3 separate regions of the Homo sapiens genome follow, and regions 2 and 3 are each linked to region 1. Evidence: chromatin contacts called from ENCODE Hi-C data. All regions are on one chromosome and are shown on one strand. Each heading gives the region's core, a stretch centred on a gene start or an enhancer-like site at or near the end of the contact. The rest is flanking DNA. Distances are from core to core; before and after follow the strand shown. Region 1 holds the start of WDR4 (WDR4 tRNA N7-guanosine methyltransferase non-catalytic subunit). Region 2 holds the start of TRAPPC10 (trafficking protein particle complex subunit 10). Region 3 holds the start of PRDM15 (PR/SET domain 15).

Region 1 (3,833 bases), core at 637-3,136:
GGTTAAAAACAAACAAACAAACAAACTGGCCAGCAGAATTTAGAGCACACTTTGGGTTGAAGCTGGGGAAAGTATTATTAGACCCAATAGTTGGTAACAAGTTCTCAAAGTAAGTCATAACCTGGGCCAAAGATCAAATTCAGAGTGGCGCTAATAAAATATGGCCTTAAGAATAATGCTGAAGTCAAGGTGATCTCAATGATTTAAATGTTAACAAGTGGCTGGGCGCGGTGGCTCACGCCTGTAATCCCAGCACTTTGGGAGGCCGAGGCAGGCGGATCACAAGGTCAGGAGATCCAGAACATCCTGGCTAACATGGTGAAACCCCGTCTCCACTGAAAAATACAAAAAATTAGCCAGGCGTGGTGGCGGGCGCCTGTAGTCCCAGCTACTCAGGAGGCTGAGGCAGGAGAATGGCGTGAACTCGGGAGGTGGAGGTTGCACTTCAGCCTGGGCGACAGAGCGAGACTCCGTCTAAAAAAAAAAAAAAGACTAGTGGGAGTGGCTTCTTGGGCATGGAGAGCACCTGAATCAGATTCTTGAGAAGCCCATAAAGCTTTTAAGGGACTTGTAGTGAACAAAGCACCACCAGCTGCCAAAATGTGGACAGAACAGTTTAGAGTGAAAAAAGGTCTGTGGGCTCACAATTTGCTAATGACAGGAAGGAGGTTGAGAAAGTTTCTCAAAGGGCACATTCTTCAACATGGCCAAGAAGGTGCTGGAAAAGGAGGGACACCCAAGAGGGCAGAGGCAAGAGCTGTGCTGAGATACAGCCTGGGGAGATACTCCCAGGAAGCAGAACTCGGGCCTGGTTAAGACTTCTTATTCTTGTAGGGCCTGAAAACATCTTCCAGTAGGATTTCAGAATTGCTTTGGACCAGTGATTACTGTGTCTCCTCCTCTTCTCATTTTCACATGCAAGTATTTATTGTGGTTATCTGGTCCCGGCTCACCATCATATATTGCGTGCACGGGAGAGAAAATTAATCTTTTTAGTTTGTAAGTCTCTGGATCAAGAGGAGCTGCACCGGACAAGCCAATCTAAAACAGACCGTGAGATCCTAGATTTTGTGCCTGATGCTGGGATTGTAAGAGGCTTTTGGGGATCTTGGGATGAACACTGGAAACTAACCATAGTTTGGGTTGAAAATATCACTACAGTTCGGAGATTTTAAGGCATCTGTGGCTTGTCTAAGTGCAAAGATTCAGTAGGCTTACTTCTAGCGACCTCAGACTTGACGCCACCCGAGACACCCTCACCCATGACCACATCTTGGACATTTTTTTTTTTTTTGAGAGAGAGTCTCGCTCTGTCGCCCTGGCTGGAGTGCAGCGGGGGCGATCTCGACTCACTGCAACCTCCGCCTCCCGGGTTCAGGCAATTCTTCTGTCTCAGCCTCCCAAGTAGTTGGGGCTACAGTCGCACGCCACCACGCCCAACAAATTTTTGTACTTTTAGTAGAAACGGGGTTTCACCATATTGGTCAGGCTGCTCTCGAACTGCTGACTTCATGTGAGCCACGGCCCCCGGTTCATTCACTTCTTGAAGGATCATTTACCAGGCATCTAGTAGCCATCATCAGGTCCTACGTCTCTCCAGCTACCGCGGAAAAAGATCCAGAACCAGCCCTACCCCGTCTAGAGGAAAGGATGAACATTAGGCAAGTACTTGGAATCGTGCGAAGTGCACTCCATCAGATCACCTTGGTGAGTGAACTGCCAAACCCGAAACACCGAAGGCCACCAGCCACAACCCGGAGGGCGGTCACAGCACCTTTCACGCATGCTCAAGGCAGGCTCGTCCTTGAGCATGCGCGGTACGTGGGGTATACGTCATCTCTCGGCGTCTGCGCCTGGCGTCACCGACCGGTGCGGACAGGAAGAGGCTCTGGGCTGGCACATGTGTATGGCGGTGAGGCGGGCGGGTACATGGCGGGCTCTGTGGGACTGGCGTTGTGCGGGCAGACGTTGGTGGTGCGGGGCGGCAGCCGATTCCTGGCCACCTCCATAGCAAGCAGGTGAGGGGGCCTTGGTCTTGGAACAGGGAGACCAGGCTGCGGGCGCGCGTCGGGTCCTGGCGACCCCGCTTCTCCCGCACCGCCTGGTCGCACCCACTCTGGGGTGACCCCGGGGAACTCCGCTCCAGCCCACGAGTCCTCCGCCGCAGTCTCGGCCTGGCCGCGTCTCTGCGCCTGGAGGGTCCGCTTTCGCCGTCCGCTCTCGGCGTCCGCTCCCCGGCTCCGGCGCGCTCCTTGCACTAGATGGCTGGTCTGCGGTGTTCTTGCCCGGTTAGCGCCGCCGGGTCGCTTCCGGTCTCCGCGGCGCCGGCGGGGACCGGGTAGGTAGAGCACGTGGGGCGACGCTGACCAGTCAGCAAGGCCCGGCCGAACACGCTCTGCAGAACTGGGAAGAAGCGGGTCTCGGGTCTCCCTGGTGAGAAGGGAGGGGCTTACTCACTGCGAGCTCACTGACCTCCAAGCGCGCTCCCTCTTTTTGCAGGGTTGTCTGTTCCCTCTTCCCGGCCTGCATCCACTCACCTGGCCTTAATTGCTCCTTAGGGCTCCAAGTCATCTCCGACACTTACCCAACCCAAGGGTGCACGTGGAGCTCGCAGTGCGCACCTCCCTAGTGGCCCTTCGCACGGCTCGGGTTTTGCTTTCCGTAATTTTATTCTCCTTCCTTAGTGTATCGCCAGTGCTAGGACGACGCAGGGGATTTTTAACTTAGTAAATGTTTGTTGATGGAACAGTCCTAACTCAGGACTCTCGGAGCAATTAGTAGTGCTGTCAGTTTCAGCCCCTCGTTTCCTTTCCCAGGTTATTTGTGATTTCATATTTGAAACGGACGACGTGTCTGTCAGATATACTGTATATTTTTTGTTCGTTTGGTTTTAGAAAGCCAATTCGATGTTAAGTTAGGTCTCACAAAAATTGTACTCAGAAACCCGTCACATATCCCAGATGATTTTGTTTTAGAGACTCACGGTCTAATATCTGCCAGAGTGAGCTGTGGATATATTAGACATGATTTGCTTACCTTCAGTCTTTGCATTTTGAGGAAATTCTAGTGGCTGGTGGAGTTTCTGACTTGGAAGACAAGTCCACGGTTCCATATGGAAAGTTTTTTGGTGCACTCGCTTTAAAGGCTATAAATATGTACAAGATACGTGCCAGGGGGTGAGGATGGGATAAACCGAAGTTTAGGTTCAGTATGGAAAATGGGTGATTCTTATGTTGGTAAGTGCCTGGGGTCATGGGAACACTTTCAGGTAGGTGAGATATGTTTCTAAATAGTAATGGCTCTTTGAAATTTGTATACAGAATCCCACTGAACGCTCAACAGTATCAGAACATAATTTCTTTTTTTTCTTTTTTTTTTTTTTTGAGGAGTCTCGCTTTGTCGCCCAGGCTGGAGTGCAGTGGCGCGATCTTGGCTCACTGCAAGCTCCGCCTCCCGGGTTCACGCCATTCTCCTGCCTCAGCCTCCCGAGTAGTTGGGACTGCAGGCGCCTGCCACCATGCCTGGCTAATTTTTTATATTTTTAGTGGAGATGGGGGTTTCACTGTGTTAGCCAGGCTGGTCTCGATCTCCTGACCTCGTGATCCGCCCATCTCGGCCTCCCAAAGTGCTGGGATTACAGGCGTGAACCACCGCGCCCGGCCCGTAATTTCTTATAACCATGTCGCATAGATTTTGTGGTGCCTAAAAGAATAGCATATTAATTCCTGTTGAGTATTTATCCCTCATTTGTTTTACTGAACTTTTTTTTCCCACAGAACTATGCAGTATGACGTACTCCAATAAGAGATTAAGCAAATAAAGTTTGTTAACTG
Region 2 (3,833 bases), core at 401-2,900, 1.1 Mb before region 1:
GCACTGGGAAAGCCCCTGGGAAATTGCAGGGCCTGCAGACCAGCTCTACCCACATCTGCCCTCTGGGGCTGAAGGTGCAGAGTAGGAAAAGACTTTCAGCTGACAAATATTCTGGGGAGGAAAAAAGACAGCTACTGCTGAACTATGCAAGTCTCCAATTTTAAATGAGACACAGTCCACTTCCCTAAGAAAAGTCTATCATCTCGTCTAGGTCTCTGTAGAAAAAAAAGAGAGAGGAGGAGAGGAGAAGAGACAAAATAAAGCAAAAGGAAGGAAAGAAATAAGTCTATCACCTAAAGCTGAAGCAACAAAATTCAACCTTCAATATACAGTTTCTCAGGGATCTAACAGGAAGGAACACAGCAGGTGCACACCCGCTGACAGAGTGAGAGGGAAACAGGAGTTCTCACGACATACAGTCTACTGTGGCCTGGGCACCCAGATTTTGCAACAGAGAGTGCTTCCTTTCCAAGCACGAAAGACAACTAGAAAAAAACTAACTGCATACATGCATGAAAATACAGAATACTGTCAAAGGTCAAAAATCGTAACAGTCTGAAACACCTCTCTGCAAGTCACCTAAAAGCCAACCAACAAACATTTCAATACTTCCCATAAGCTCACTGTTCTTAACCGTATTTAACTCTGGAGAGTCACACTTCTAAAATTTAGGGAACATTTTTCCCGTAACAGAAAAACAGTTCCTTTGTGTATGCATTAAAGGAGGGGTGCGGGGAGGACACGACACCCAAGAGGCACCAGGTGTCCGTAGTGTAGACTCGAGCGGGAGGCTGTTCATGGGGAGCAAGCTCGCCTAAGCGCCCGAGCCTCGGCTTTCTCATCCGTAAAATGGTTTGAGTGCGCGGCGGGGAAGTGTGTAGGAGCGAAAGCAGTCCCGGCGGCTCTGCCTGACGCTTCACCCCGCAACAAACTGTTCCTACTTCGCCAACGCCTGCAACTCTGCGAGCCCCCAAGGACTTCCCCGTAGTCGGGGAAAGGGCGCCCGCGGGCAAAACCGCCCGGCGGAAGAGGCCGGGGCCCCCAGGTCCCGGGCGCGCGGCTCAACGGGGGCGGGACGGGGCGGTGGCAGCCCCCGCTCCTCGCCCTCGACGCCGGCGCGCGCCCAGTCCCGGGCAGAGTCCGCCGGGTTCCACCGGCTCCAACTGCAGCCGGCCCGAGGGCGCCCCCCAGGGGTCAGAGGTCGCCCGGCGGGAAGGTCAGAGGGCGTCCCCGAAAAGTCAGAGGGCCCCGCCTCAGCCGCAGCCCTGGTCACACCTCCAGGAAGCGGCCCAGCCCGGAGCGCGCCGGGGGCTGAAGGTCTGGGGGCGCCGGGTGCATAACGCCAGGGCCCGGGCCCGCCCAACGACCGCCGCGCCCTCCCCGCCTCCGGGCACTCACAGGTGACGATGGGCTTGTTCTCCATGGTGTAGATCACCGGCGGCAGCGGCTCCTCAGAGGCGTCCATGGGCGTCCGGCGTCACCGGCCCGGCCCCCCGCGCCCCATGGGCAGCCCCGAGGCCGCGCCGGGCCCAGCCGGAGCCCGAGCCTGAGCGGCGCCGCCCGCCCGGCCGCGCCAGGCAGCTCCGGAGCCGGTTGCGCCGCAGCTGCCGCCCGCTGCTGCCGGCCTCAGCCACTTCCGGCCTCGGCGCCGCCGCATGACCATTTCCGGGGCGCGCGAGGCTTCACGGGGCGGGTCTTCGCCGCGCTTCGCCTCCGACGGAAGTGCGCCCGGGCCGGCCGCGCGGGACCGGGAGGTGGGAAGTGGGAGGCGGAGCGGGGCTCCCGGGACACGTCCATCTTCCTCCCTCGGCAGTGGGCGCCCCGCTGGGCCCTGCGCCGGAGCTGAGGCCAGGACTCGGCAGGCGGGCCTCGCGCGCGGTGAGCGAGCCTGGACGCTCCCGGACCAGAGACGCCGGCCTCGCTGCCCTCGCGTTCCCCGCAGCTCGGGCGTCCCGCGGCGGGCCGCTGCTCCCCGGCCGGGCTCCTTATCGCGCTGGGGGCTCCCGCAGGCCCTCGCCGCTGAGTGTCCCCGGCGCGTGCCTTCCGCCTACCGCTGGGCTCTTCCCGTTTCCCTCACGCCGCAAATGTTTTTGTGGGGACCTGGCCCTCGGCATTTCGGAATGCCACAAAATAAACCTCACACTTAACTGCATATGGGCTTCTTGTGCACGTAAACGGGGGGGGCGGGGCGCGGGTGTTTCTTTTTCTTTTTTTCTTTGGAGCAGGGTCTTCCTCAGTTGGCTCAGGCTGGAGTGCAGTGGCGGGACACGGCTCACTGCAGCCTCCACCTTCCAGGCTCAAGCGATCCTCCCGCCTTGTTTCCCCCCGCCCCACCCCCTCCGCCAGTAACTGGGACCACGGGGGCAGCCACCACGCCCAGCTAATTTTTTTCTTTTCTTTTCTTTTGTCGGGATCTCACTATGTTTTCCAGGCTGGTTTCAAACTCCTGGGCTCAAGTGATCCTCCAGCCTTGGCCTCCCAAAGTGTTGAGATTACAGGTGTGAGCCATCACTCCCAGCCATAAAATGACAAAAACTGTCAACCAAAAATAATCAAAAGGGTCAGAATCTAGAGTTTAGTCAAATGCGAAGCTTGAGGCGCCCAGGAAACATTATAAAGAATGGAAGTCAGTGTTCTCAAACGTAGAAATTTGGGGTCGTTTCTATAGCCAGCGTCTCGGGAAGCCTAACCGAATTTCAGCGTCTTTTCTGTATAAGGCCTAATGCATAGTTACAACAGTCTGTTTAGTCGAGGTGGTCTTTTTCTTTGGGGACCCACTGAAGATGAAACAGTCCTGGGGTCTCTGTGCTGTCTGGTCTAAGTCAGGTACAGGACAATGGAGACAGCTAATCTGTAACAAAAATCACCAAATGGGAAGGGGGAGACCTGGTCTTTCTTAGTCATTAACAGCAGCAGTCCCCAACCTTTTTGGCACCAGGGACCAGTTTCATAGAATGCAGTTTTTCCACAGACAAAGTTGGGGTGGTTTCAGGACGATTCAAACACATTTCATTTATTGTGCACTTTATTATTTTTATGTTGTAATATGTAATAAAATACAACTTCCCATAATGTGGAATCAGTGGGAGCCCTGAGCTTGTTTTCCTGCAACTGGACGGTCACATCTAGGGATGATGGAAGCCAGGGACACATCATTAGGGATGAGATTCTCATAAGGAGCACGCAACCTAGACCCCTCCAATGTGCAGTTCACAACAGGGTTCACCCTCCTAGGAGAATCCAGCGCTGCTGCTGACCTGACAGGAGGCGGAGCTCAGGCGGTAATGCCAGCGATGGGGAGCAGCTGTAAATACAGATGAAGCTTTGCTCCCTGGCCTGAAGCTCACCTCCTGCTGTGTGGCCTGACCGGTATGTGTCTGTGGCCCTGGCGGTCGGGGAGCCCTGATTTACAGAGCAGCCACAATGAGGAAGACACTTGTGCTCAAGAACAAGGAGGAAGAGCATTAAACTGTAATCGAAGAAGCAGAATTGCAAACTTGCTACTGACTCAGTCTCCAGGGCTTAACTTCACCCTTGGCATCATAAGTTTAGAGAGTCCTGAAGTTTTTTTTAACAAAATGTATATATGAGATAGTTTGGGTGTGAACACAGCTGCTAAATGTGTGAACATAGTGTAGTGTGGTGCACTGTAATGGTGTGAGAGGCAAGAGACCAGACTTCTGGGCAGCTAAAGCAGCAGGCCGGCAAGGCAGGGCACTGGAGGGGAAGAAGCTTAGCAAGAGTGGGGAGCCGAAGTCGATGTAGGGTTCCCTGAAAGTCCTTGGCCTAGGCTGGACTACACGTGTGGGACGACTCTATGGGTTTACCAGGAA
Region 3 (3,833 bases), core at 927-3,426, 1.0 Mb after region 1:
CCTCAATAACAACCTTTATAGTTGTTTTTTCTTTCTTTCTGCCCATTTTTCAAAGTTGTATATTGCATTAATTGTTAATAATGAAAATTTGACACTTTAAGATAAAACTTTTTTTTTTCTTTTAACATTTTGGAGATGAATCTGCCTTAAGAGGTATTATTTCTAGATTGTTCTGAAGGATTATAGTGGACACATTGACAATCCTCTTGAAGACGAGATATGACGATTATTGTGTAAGTGAATTCCAGCCGTGGGCTGTATGTAGTAATAGGAGAAATGGCCTGGGGGAGGTTGAAGTCTTTGGTTTACTTTCAGTTATTCGCACTTGCTGTGGACCTGTCACTTTTTTAGTGTAAACAACCTTTTATTCACATATGCCGAGGACTGTTTCATGTCCTGAGGCCCACAGAACCAGTCATCTGGCCATTTTGGAACTGTGAGTGATGTCACTGGAGGTGCGTGTATAGAGGGAATGTCCATTAGCTGTAGTGGTGGTGGTGGGAGTGGGGTTGGGCGGAGACCTGAATACAGAGAAGGTTGTGGAAAACCTGGGAAGTGTTTGAAGATAGAGTACAGAAGGCCTTGGGAACAGGCTTCAGGGACAGGAGGCTGGAGGGAGGCATGAAGTCGCAGGTGGGGACAAGCAGGGAGACAGTGGACGCCGGGGATGCTCCAGAAAGGTCTGGGGGGCCATGGGATGGCCTACTATAGTGCAACATGGAAGCCACTGTAGAATGCTGGGCCAGGCAGAGAAACCAGCCTTCACAGATCAACACTTGCCTAATCTGTCTCCGGCTGCCCGGCGTTGCAGCCTATGGATGTGCCCAGGTGCATCCAACACTTCCCATGGGATGGCACGTAGTATGTAAGCAAATGTGATGATCACATATGCCATTCATACAAGCGAGTCCGTCTCTGGCACCATTCCTGCATGTGGGTCAAAGGCTATGTGCATTTAGAATTTTTATGGATATCCACAAATATCTGAATGGAAACTACGCTAATTTATTCTCCTACCCGTAAAGGAGCTTGTTTCTCTAGTTTCTTCAAAATTATGCTATTAAAACTTTTTTTTGTTTGTTTTTGTTTGAGACAGGGTCTCACTCTGTTGCCCAGGCTGGAGTGCAGTGACACGATCACAGCTCACTGCAGCCTCAAACTGTGGGACTCAAGTGACCCTCCTGCCTCAGCCTCCTGAGTAGCTGAGACTACGGGCACGTGCCACCGAGCCCAGCTAAGTTTTTTAGAGACAAGGTCTGGCTATGTTGCCCAGGTTGTATTAAACGTTTTAAAAAATCTTTGCTAATCTAATAAAAATGATCCCACTGCGACTTTTTTTCTCTTATTGCAGCGTAGTTGAATAGCTTCTCATATGCTTAAGAACCATTGAATTTCCTACGAACTGTCCATCCACACACTTTGCTCATTTTTCTATATACATATATATTTTTATTGGTTCACAAGAGTTTCACGTACATGAGGGAAACGAGCCCTTTTGTGGCATCAATTTAAAATCATTTTCCCCGGTTCATCACTTCTCTTTATGAATGTAGGTTTTTGCCAGGCAGCAATGAACAAGACAGTCGGCCTCTCTGAATATGGGCGGCCAGGACTAAGGTGAAAAGTCTGTCCCTTCTCCGTCTCACGTTTTGTGATGGCACACACACTTGGTGGAGGGGGTCAAGAGAGGCCACACAGGCCCCCGGGGAAGAATGGAGAGCCAGGTCCGCGGCTGGCCCGGTGCTCACCGGTAGCGTGGCGGAGCCCGCCAGGCCAGACTCCCCTCGCGGGCACAGAGCTCGTGTCCCAGGGCCCCGCCGGCCAAATCCAGAGGTCACCGTGAGTGGGGGCAAGTCCCAGGCCTGTTCTAGAGAAAAACTCGACCCACCCACCGCCACCACTCCCCAACTCCGCAAGAAACGCGTCCGAGGAGAGGTGGAGAGGGAGCTGCCCGCGCGCGTGGGCGGCAGGGCCGTGCCACGTGGGAGGGGGGCCGCGCGCGGAATTCCCTCCGGCCAGACCCGCCCCGCGCGCGCCCGCTGCCCCGTCCACGCCGCCCGCGCCCCGCAGTCCCACCCGCAGGACCCCCGGCCGCGCCAGGGTCTCGCCTGCGCCCCCCGCGCCCGCCCGCGGACTACAAGTCCCGCCATGCCCCGCCGCCGCCCCCCGGCTTCCGGTGCTGCGCAGTTTCCGGAGCGGATCGCAACCCGGAGTCCGGATCCGATCCCGCTCTGCACATTCCAAAGGCAGGTAAAGCTCCGGGCCCTGCGCCCGCCGCCCGCCCCGGCGTGCGCCCCGCCGGCCCCGGGCCGCACCCGCTGCCCCCGCGAGCCCCGGCGCGCCCTGGGCCCGCTGCCCCCCGCCCCCCGCGCCCGGCAGCCGCGCGCCGCCCCGGTCCAGCCGCCATGCCGACTGTTCTTTGTTACATTCGCCGGCTGCGGGCACCGTTGGCGATCGGAGTCAAAACCCGGCTGGATTTCCCGGAGCCGCTCCGGGATCGCCCTGCGCGCCGCCCGCCCGCCGGGTCCCGCCGCCGCGGGCGCTCCTGGCCGGGCTCCGCGCCCCCGTCCCCTGCCTCGCGCCCCCCGCCCGCCCGCGGCCAGGCCCAGCGCGGGGCCGCGGGGCTGCCGGGCCGCGCTCGCCCGTGGGCGCGGCGCAGGGTCTTCGCCGCCCCGGCCCGCGGCCCCGCGGCCCCCGCCGCCGGGCGGCGTCGTCGCCGAGGCCCCAGGGGATGTCGTTATCCCCCGCCCTCGGGTACAGCCCATGCGGGTCGCACGGGGGGGTCCCTGGACCCCCAACCCCGCGTTTAGAGAAGCTGAGTCCTGGTGATGGGGTCTCCCAGACCCCCTGCGCCTTATTTTCGTAAGCCTTTTGGTGGCAGAGAGAAGGTAGCGAGGTGGATGGACAGGTGACGCGTGCCTACCCGGGGTGGGTGGCCGTTCGGGGACGGGGCGTGCCCGGCCGCTCAGGTGAGGCCCGCCTCGCGTGGACAGGTGGGGACGGGGGCCACGCGCAGCGTCCTGCTAGAGGGGAGGTGTTCACGCAGGGGTTAGCCTTGAGAAAATAGAAATGAAAACTCATGGAAATAAACACTCCTATCTGGTGGTTAGAGTTATCACCCATTTACCTTTCTTAACCCCCTAATGTAGTGGATGGTTTTTTCCCCCACAAATGCTCAGAAATTGCCCCTCACCCCCAAGTCCCCAAAGGGAGTTTAAAACGGTAGAAACAAGTGTGTGATCAGAGACACGTGGACCTGTGTGTGTATTTAAAGCTACCAACACTCGTTTTAAAAAAACCACATTGGCTTAAGCCAGACTCAAGTGAATTTGGAGAACCTAGCTTGGTTCCTGAAGGGTGGTGACATGTGAAGGAGCCACTGGCTTTGTGATGTACCTTAAAAGGTAGCAGTGACAGTTCTCCTTGGAGAATGCAATGATGTCAACACTCGATAAGGGTGGTGATCCCACCCCGGTGCACACACCACTACCGTATTTTGTTTCAAGCTCGGACATTTTCACGTGTTCCACGTTTTCACTGCTTCACTCCTTCCCCAGATTTCCTGACATCGCTGCCTCACGGTGAACGATTAAGAAATAGTAGCTCTATAATTTAGACTTTCAAGAGCAAAAACACCATTTTTTTTATAGTTTGTTTTTCTTCTATCTGTGATTCATACTTTTTGCCGCAAAGTAGCCAGCAAAGAACAAGCTAAATGTTCCATTTTGGAAGCAGGCGGGACGGTTATTTCTCCAGAAGACAAATAAATAAATTTAAAAATCAACTGTAGTTGGAAGGCTGCTAGCTTGTCTTAGAATAATTATATTTGACAA

The links. Hi-C counts contacts between places; a loop is a spot of excess contacts on that map. Pooled maps may share reads with other maps.
Region 2: a map with no recorded cell type shows a loop between it and region 1 (19-fold over the local background). The contact joins the promoter of TRAPPC10 here to the promoter of WDR4 in region 1. A Hi-C loop is called at or near these places in 2 of 37 single-sample maps with no recorded cell type and 11 of 50 pooled maps.
Region 3: a loop to region 1 is called in a pooled map, with 12 times the contacts of the local background. The contact joins the promoter of PRDM15 here to the promoter of WDR4 in region 1. A Hi-C loop is called at or near these places in 1 of 168 maps with a recorded cell type or tissue (HCT116), 1 of 37 single-sample maps with no recorded cell type and 6 of 50 pooled maps.

The regions. Positions count from the first base shown.
Region 1 is chr21:42,877,592-42,881,424 of GRCh38, reverse strand. WDR4 (WDR4 tRNA N7-guanosine methyltransferase non-catalytic subunit) reads left to right here and starts at 1,886. Exons shown (of 11, transcript NM_018669.6): 1 at 1,886-2,018. The coding sequence starts at 1,930. It overlaps LOC105372817 (a long non-coding RNA gene), which reads right to left and starts at 1,713. Exons shown (of 4, transcript XR_937765.3): 1 at 1,670-1,713. RefSeq lists enhancers at 1,634-1,983, 2,054-2,163, 2,194-2,243, 1,896-2,860, 2,861-3,824.
Region 2 is chr21:44,010,126-44,013,958 of GRCh38, reverse strand. TRAPPC10 (trafficking protein particle complex subunit 10) reads right to left here and starts at 1,650. Exons shown (of 23, transcript NM_003274.5): 1 at 1,399-1,650. The coding sequence starts at 1,465. RefSeq lists enhancers at 146-195, 216-275 and silencers at 826-1,495, 1,646-2,025.
Region 3 is chr21:41,877,687-41,881,519 of GRCh38, reverse strand. PRDM15 (PR/SET domain 15) reads left to right here and starts at 2,176. Exons shown (of 24, transcript NM_001040424.3): 1 at 2,176-2,250. RefSeq lists a silencer at 2,053-2,102 and enhancers at 2,253-2,302, 3,303-3,352.